Regions from separate parts of the Mus musculus genome. Here region 1 is linked to region 2. Evidence: chromatin contacts called from ENCODE Hi-C or POLR2A ChIA-PET data. All regions are on one chromosome and are shown on one strand. Each heading gives the region's core, a stretch centred on a gene start or an enhancer-like site at or near the end of the contact. The rest is flanking DNA. Distances are from core to core; before and after follow the strand shown. Region 1 holds the start of Padi3 (peptidyl arginine deiminase, type III). Region 2 overlaps Gm13025 (a long non-coding RNA gene).

The links. A loop is a pair of places that touch in the nucleus more often than their neighbours do. ChIA-PET counts read pairs that join two places held with the same protein, here RNA polymerase II (POLR2A).
Region 1: a loop to region 2 is called in a map of left cerebral cortex, with 4 times the contacts of the local background. The contact joins the promoter of Padi3 here to the enhancer-like site in region 2. A Hi-C loop is called at or near these places in 1 of 37 maps with a recorded cell type or tissue (left cerebral cortex). POLR2A ChIA-PET finds 5 or more read pairs at or near these places in 1 of 5 experiments (embryonic stem cell).

What each region holds. Positions count from the first base shown.
Region 1 is chr4:140,808,933-140,812,320 of GRCm38, forward strand. Padi3 (peptidyl arginine deiminase, type III) reads right to left here and starts at 1,716. Exons shown (of 16, transcript NM_011060.4): 1 at 1,584-1,716. The coding sequence starts at 1,675. It overlaps Gm13032 (predicted gene 13032), which reads left to right and starts at 2,061. Exons shown (of 3, transcript NR_045944.1): 1 at 2,061-2,171.
Region 2 is chr4:140,682,759-140,686,229 of GRCm38, forward strand. Gm13025 (a long non-coding RNA gene) reads left to right here. Exons shown (of 3, transcript XR_001784551.2): 2 at 1-137; 3 at 1,326-3,353. Among named protein-coding and RNA genes, the nearest start is that of Gm13025, 4.7 kb to the left of the region's middle. Within about 2 kb of position 1,718, at least 1 of the 3 ENCODE cell types and tissues checked has a DNase peak (open chromatin) inside an H3K27ac peak, as active enhancers do.

The DNA of each region.
Region 1 (3,388 bases), core at 466-2,965, 130 kb after region 2:
TGATACTCTATTTCCCAGGGGGATTGGCCATCACTATGTGCAGAAATCCTAGAAAACACCAAAGCCCTGCCACCACCCATGACTGCCCCATCCCCAGTCTTCTTGGTGAATCCCCATCATGGCCCTAGTCACTCAAGTTACCCCCAGCCCAGCGGCTTGCCTCCCACCCAGCCCATCCTCCACCCTCGAAGGCACCTCTGAGAGGAGCAGGAGAGGGAGGGGGAGGAGAAGCTATCCCCAGCTCCCTGGACAAGTCAAACCGGAGATATATCTACCCAATGGGCACAAGGCAGCTGGGCAGTGAGTCACCCCTATGGGCACGCAGCCCTGGAGCAGGCTGTGGCGCCAGGCAGCATCCATCCCACTTCCTGTCCTGCCCGAATCTTTGGAAGCTAAAGCTACAGAGACTCCCCTCTGCATATCTCACAGTCCACCTACCCGCAGCCAGGAGCTAGCTCCTGGCATGCAGCTTATCTCGGACTTGGTTATCTCCTGTGACTGGCAGCTCACTCCTTCCCTCCCTACCTCAGACCCCAACCGATTTCACTCCACACTTGAAACTCTTACTTCTGGATGTTTGTTCTCAAAGGGTGTGAAACTTTGGCCCCTGGGGCATACCTGACAACGTCTGAGTTTTGGCTGGCCCAGCAGGGTTGGGAGCACTGTCGGCCCCTGGCAAATGAAGACCAAAGATGATTCTCACAGTGTTACAGTGAGTGGCACAGTCCCGCAGGGACTTCTGGTGGCCCAGTGCTGAAGCCACATCCAAGATGGGGGCAGGAAGGTCTGAGAGGTGACACCCTGATCCCTGCATCCTTGGAATCTCCTCAGCTCAGTCTCAGAGCTGGGACTCAAAAGCCTAAGAAACCAGCCCCGGTCCTACAAAACCCCTAGCCAAGCCACCCTGGCCCACAGCAGCCACAGCGCATAGGTGATGAGTGACCGTGGATCTGAAGCCCTGGGGCTCCAGGGGCTGGGCAGCTAGACACGAAGTCCTTAGTAAGTCTACAGTGGGCTCAAAGCTCAGCTTTGCCTCCAGGTGACATGGGCTAATGGCTCAACCTCTCTGTGCCACCACTGGTACTTTGTGAACATCACCTGAGATAGTGTTAACGTCAGGGCTCTTGTCAGGGTGGAGTCTGAGAAACTGTGACCAGCTCTGGGGACAGAGCTTGGCACCTTAAGTGCTAGGTCCGTGAGTAGATGTGGCCTTTTAAGAAATGACTTGATTCTCCCTGTGCTCATAAGGGGTTGGAGGATGAGAGTTCAGGTCCCTTCCCTTTCTTGTGACCAGTCTCTTCTAAGGACCCTTAAACCGAGAAATGAGCCCATGGCCCCAGAACTGTCTAAGTCCAATGTACGGAGCTCAGCTCTGCCTGGATCCTCAGGTTCAAAAACCCTGCTGGGAACGGGGCTGACTGCAGGAAGGACCCACGCTTCCCACAGTGGGCAGAGGTTCCCAGGTTAAGACTACAGATGAGGCACCGTAGGCCCAGCCTGTGCCCTGAGGAACACAGCTCCTAGCCGTGAAGGCCCACGGACTCCACACGACGAACCCCAGACCCTCCAGAACCAACTCTTACCCATAAATGTCCACGATGGTCTCAACCCCTGCCACACACACAGCGCTGGTGGGGTGCTCCAGAGACACACGCACAATCCTCTGTAGAGACATGCCGGCCTAGGATGGGGGCTTTGGCCACCAAACCCAGCACTAGCCAGAGGTCCCCCAGGATGTGCCTTTAAAGTACCCAGCTCCGCCCCTCCAGCTCAGGGCGCAAGCTTATTGGCTCTAGCTCTAGAAGCCCAGCCTCTTCTCAGAGGCCAAAGAGCCAATCCTCTCTTCAGGACTGGCCGGAAGGGTTCTGATATTTGCATATGAACCTGGGGCTCCCACCCCAGGGCACCCAAGGAGTTAATTTCTACCTAGAGAGAAAACAAGTCCCCACAGGTGCTTGGCCAGCACATCTGGGGTGGTTAGGGGGAGGGGGAGGGGGAGGACACGCAGGGGAACCCAGGGCTTTGTCCTGGCCTGTCTCTGTCCTCTTGCCTCTGTTTACACTGCTGGAAGGGCCGCTGAGGATGCAGGATGCAAGGCCCCACTTCACCCTGGTGCAGGCAACCGGAAGTGCAGGTGGCCCCTGGATGCTTCATGCAAACCTATGAGAAATGTTGGTCTTGCCTCGCTCCTCCCCCTCTCCCTCCCCCTTTCCCTCTTCCTCCCCTCCCCCCTCCCCCCCGTTCTTCCCCTTCCCCCTGCCTCTTCCCCTCCCCCTTCTCTCCACCCATCTTCCTCTCTTTTTATTCTCTCTCTCTCTCTCTCTCTCTCTCTCTCTGAGTCTCAAATACTCCAAACTCACTATGAGGTTAACAACAGTCTTAAACCTCAGATCCTTCTGCCTCCCAAGCGCTGGGATTACAGATCTGCACCACTCTACTCCATTTTATCTGGTGTTGGAAATCACACCTAGAGCATTGTGTGTGCTAGGCTCTACCAACCGAGCCACATCCCCAGCTTCGCCCCCCTCCCCATCTATATGTATTTCTAGATCGGTCTGATTTTTACATTTCTGGGAGAGGTGGTGCCCACCTGTGCCGTGGCACCTGTGCAGAGGCTGGAGGACTTGTTTCCTCCTACCAGGTCCATTCCAAGTCGTCAGGCTTGGTGGCTAGCACCTTTACCCACTGGGCCACCTTCTTGGACCTCTGCCCGCCTTTCTTAATTAAAAGCTTGGGTTGTAAGACTAGAGAGAGAGTGAGCTTCCTCCTACCTCAGGGTCTTCCTGGTGGCACTTCACACACACACACACACACACACACACACCTTACTTCAGCCCACCACCACCACCAATTGAGCCCTGGCTGAGGGGATCACAGCTGGGCAGTTGTAACGTGGATATGGGCTCACTTTCCTAAGGCTGATGTTGGAGGTCAAACCCTCCCAAGGGGGTAAATGATACAACAGTGACCAATGTCATCAGGACCAAGAATATCAGCGTAGGTTGCCCTCTTGTAGATGGGGAAACTGAGGCAAGAGGTATCTGCAAGAACAAGGACTCTGGGCAGGGGAGTCGGGTTTGATCGGCTGCACCACGTACTGACGGGATTCCATCTCTTCTCCTGGGGCTTGTTTCCTCAGGTCTAGAAAATGTGGCCAGTCACCCGCTCGGGCAGAGATAATGGCTGTGGAGGCTCAGAAGTGCTGAGTAGAGTCCCTCCTCCCAGCTGCTGCCCCCCCAGGGCAGGGCAGGGACCAGAACCCACTCACTTCCTAGGGTCCTCCATTTGCACCAGTCGGAGGCTGACATTTGGAGCCTATGACTGTCCCCTCTGCGGTGGCCCAGGGTATGGAAAGGGCATTCTCCAAAGCAACCCGAACCCAGGGCAT
Region 2 (3,471 bases), core at 468-2,967:
GAGCTTGCCTGAGGTCACACAGAATTCTACACCTGGCAAGATCCAGCCGTGTTCATGCATGTGCAAGTGTGTACCCGTGCAGGTTAGAAGCGGACATCATCAGGCGTCTTCCTCATTGACTCTCTGCCTCATTTAGGGTACGGTATGCATGTGTGTCTTTCTTCCTATTCATATGTGTGAGTGTGTGCACATGCATATGTGTGTAAACTAATGTCAGGTGTCTTTCTCTCTCTCTCTCTCTCTCTCTCTCTCTCTCTTTTTTGGTTTTTCAAAACAGGGTTTCTCTATATAGCCCTGGTTGTCCTGGAACTCACTCTGTAGATCAGGCTGGCCTCGAACTCAGAAAGAAATCCGCCTGCCTCTGCCTCCGGAGTGCTGGGATTAAAGGCGTGCACCACGCCCAGCTTCAGGTGTCTTTTTTAATCATCCCCCAACTTATATCAAGGCAAGGCCACCCACTGGAGCCCCAAGCTCACCAATCCCAATACTCTAACTAGATGTCTCTGTCTCCCAAGAGCTGGGATGACAGGCCAGCCATCCCACCTGCCCAGCATCTGTGTGGGTGATGTTCGGAGATGAGAACTCTGGTCTTCATGTTTCCTTGGTAAGCACTTTACCCACTGAGCCACCCCCCTACCTCCAACCTCTCCTCTTACTTTTTGTATTATTATTATTATATTTATTTATTATATGTAAGTACACTGTAGCTGTCTTCAGACATTCCAGAAGAGGGAGTCAGATCTCATTACAGATGGTTGTGAGCCACCATGTGGTTGCTGGGATTTGAACTCTGGACCTTTGGAAGAGCAGTCGGGTGCTCTTACCCACTGAGCCATCTCACCAGCCCCTCCTCTTACTTTTTGAGACACGTTCTCTCACTGAACACAGAGTCCATCTCTTCAGGGAGCTCCAGGGATCCCCAGTCTCTTGTCTCTCCAATGCTAAGCCTAAAGGCTCAGCGGGCTCCTCCGTGGGTGCCTAGAATCAGATCTCGAGCAGGAGGCAGACGCTTTAGTCCGTGCATGTCCCCACAGAGGCCAGACGTGTCAACTCCCTGGATCTGGCTGCACAGATCAGATCATTGTGAGCTACCCCACCCCCACCCCCCAGGGACAGCAGCAGTGCGTGTCCTTGTCCCTGACTGCTGAGCTCACTAACACCTTGCTGATTTACCTACTTATTTGAGTCAAGGTCTCAATAGGTAGCCCAGGCTAGTCTTCAACTTGAAATCCCCCTGCCTCCACCTCCCAAGAGGAGGGACCACCACCGGCACGCACCCCTAATACCAACTTGTCTCTCTCTCTCTTTTTTTTCCCCTTTCACAGAATGGCATGTTTCTTCATTAACCAAGACATCACTGACATGTTCTTCCCTCTACCGTCCCACAGGGAGCCTGGTAATTCCCACAGACTTCAGGCCCCGCCCCAGAACAATGAGGTCTCTGGGCCCCCAGCAGATAGGAAACACATGGCCACACAGTCTGTTAGATTGTCAGGATCAAAGCAGAACATCTGGTTCTGACCCCCAGAGGGGCCCCAGCCGGAGCGCCAGCTCCTGTACCACAGTGGAAGGTCATTTTTTCCAGCCGTTTCGTGGTTCTCCATCAGGAAGGGAGGGGGGCTGTGATTGCCCCCCACAGAACATCTGTCAATGTCAGGAGATATTTTCGGGTTTTCCAGCTGAAAGGAAGGAGGAACTGCTGACATCTGTGAGGTGGGGGCCCCCCCCCCCGGGGCTAGCGCTGAGCCAGCTGCGGTTGCTCATGTCAAACAGCAGCTCTGCCCAAACTGATCTGGGGAAACTGAGGGGGTCCCTCCTGGGGTTCCTAGCTTCATTAATAAACGGATTTAAGAATGAACTCAATTGGAGACACAAGGACAATTTTATTAGAGTCTAAAAGAAAACCCCCAGGGCGGGCAGGCTGTAAACCTCCGCAGCTGCCCAGAGGAGGAGAGCACAGAAAGGGAACTGGGACCATGCCATTTAAGCTGGGACGGAAGTCAGACACGTGGCTAGCAAGCGGCCACATGGTGCCAAGGGAGGCTTTGGAGAAAGTGTAAGGAAGGCCGGAATGTCAGAGGGAACCCCCAAAACCTGGCTTAAAAAAGAGATAGGAGAAAGGATAAACTTACGCTTGCTAAATAAACAAATTTACCAGATTAAGTGGCTGCAATAAATGGGCTTCCCCACTAGGGACAGGGCTTCTGGGAGGAGACCATAGTATCTCAGTAATTCCTTCTGCCTGTCTCTTCCCAGGACCCCACTGTCCTAGGAATGGCCCTTAGGGAAAGTGAATGACCCGCCTCCACCCCACCCCGAGCCACAGATTCCATTCTCTGGACCAGTAGTAGGTTCAAGTTCAAGTTAGTGCAAAGGACTGGGAAATGACACTTGGGAAGGTGACGTTGGCCTGTATAGTCACAGGACAAAAGGCAAGTCGTGAATCATTGCACATTATAGAGGGGGTGGGGGATGGGGGAGTGGGATGTGGCTCAACCGCTCACCTAGTACACAAAGCCAGAGGTTCAGTCCCCAGCACTGCATGTGGGCGTGCCTGCCATGCTATTGCTCAGAAAACCGAAGGATCAGTTCAAGGTCACCCTCACCTGGGTCGTGAGTTCTAAACCAGCCTGAGATACATGAAACCCTGTCCCAAAGCAAAACTAGAATGCATTGGCCGTGCCTTCAGGTAGACAAACCATAGCAGCTGAAGGAAATGCTGAGCTGAACTCACAGAAATCCACCTGCCTCTGAGTGCCCGGATTAAAGTCCCGGGCAACCATGACTGGTTCCCTGGTTTTGAGACATAATCCAGACTAGCCTTACACGCTCCGTGTGACCAAAGATGCTGTAGAATTTCTGATCCTCCTGCCTCCACCTTCCAAGATGAGATTGCAGGTGTGTGTGTCGATTCCTGCTTTATAAAGTGCCAGGCCGAAGCATTGGCTTCCTGAAGGCTGCAGGCAAGCACAGCTCCCTGCTTTCAAAAACCTATCGAATCAAAGTCTTAGCTTAAGGGTTGATGGAAGCTGCATCCTTGTGTGTCAAGAATGTCTTCTAAAAGTCAAGAGGATGTCAGGTCATACAAGAGGTGGATCGAAAATGGTTACTACGGGAGACTGAAGACAACTGGGATGATGCACTCGTGACCTACACCCTTCATCTCTCTGGAAGTGTCATGTTCTACACAGCCAAGGTCAAGAGAGCTGCAGATCCTCAAAGACAAATGTAGCCTCTTCAGAGAACATCAGTTCCATTTACACAGCACAGAGGGTGATCGTGCCAGAGAGGATGGCCCGGCTGTGTGTGTATGCATGTGTCTCTGTGTGTGCATGTGTCTGTGTGTGTCTGTGCATGGGTGTGTACGTATGTATGTCTCTGTGCGTCTGTCTGCACGAGTGTGTAAGAGTGTGTATATGTGCTGGGCAGTGGTGGCGCACGCCTTTAATCCCAGCACTTGGGAGGCAGAGG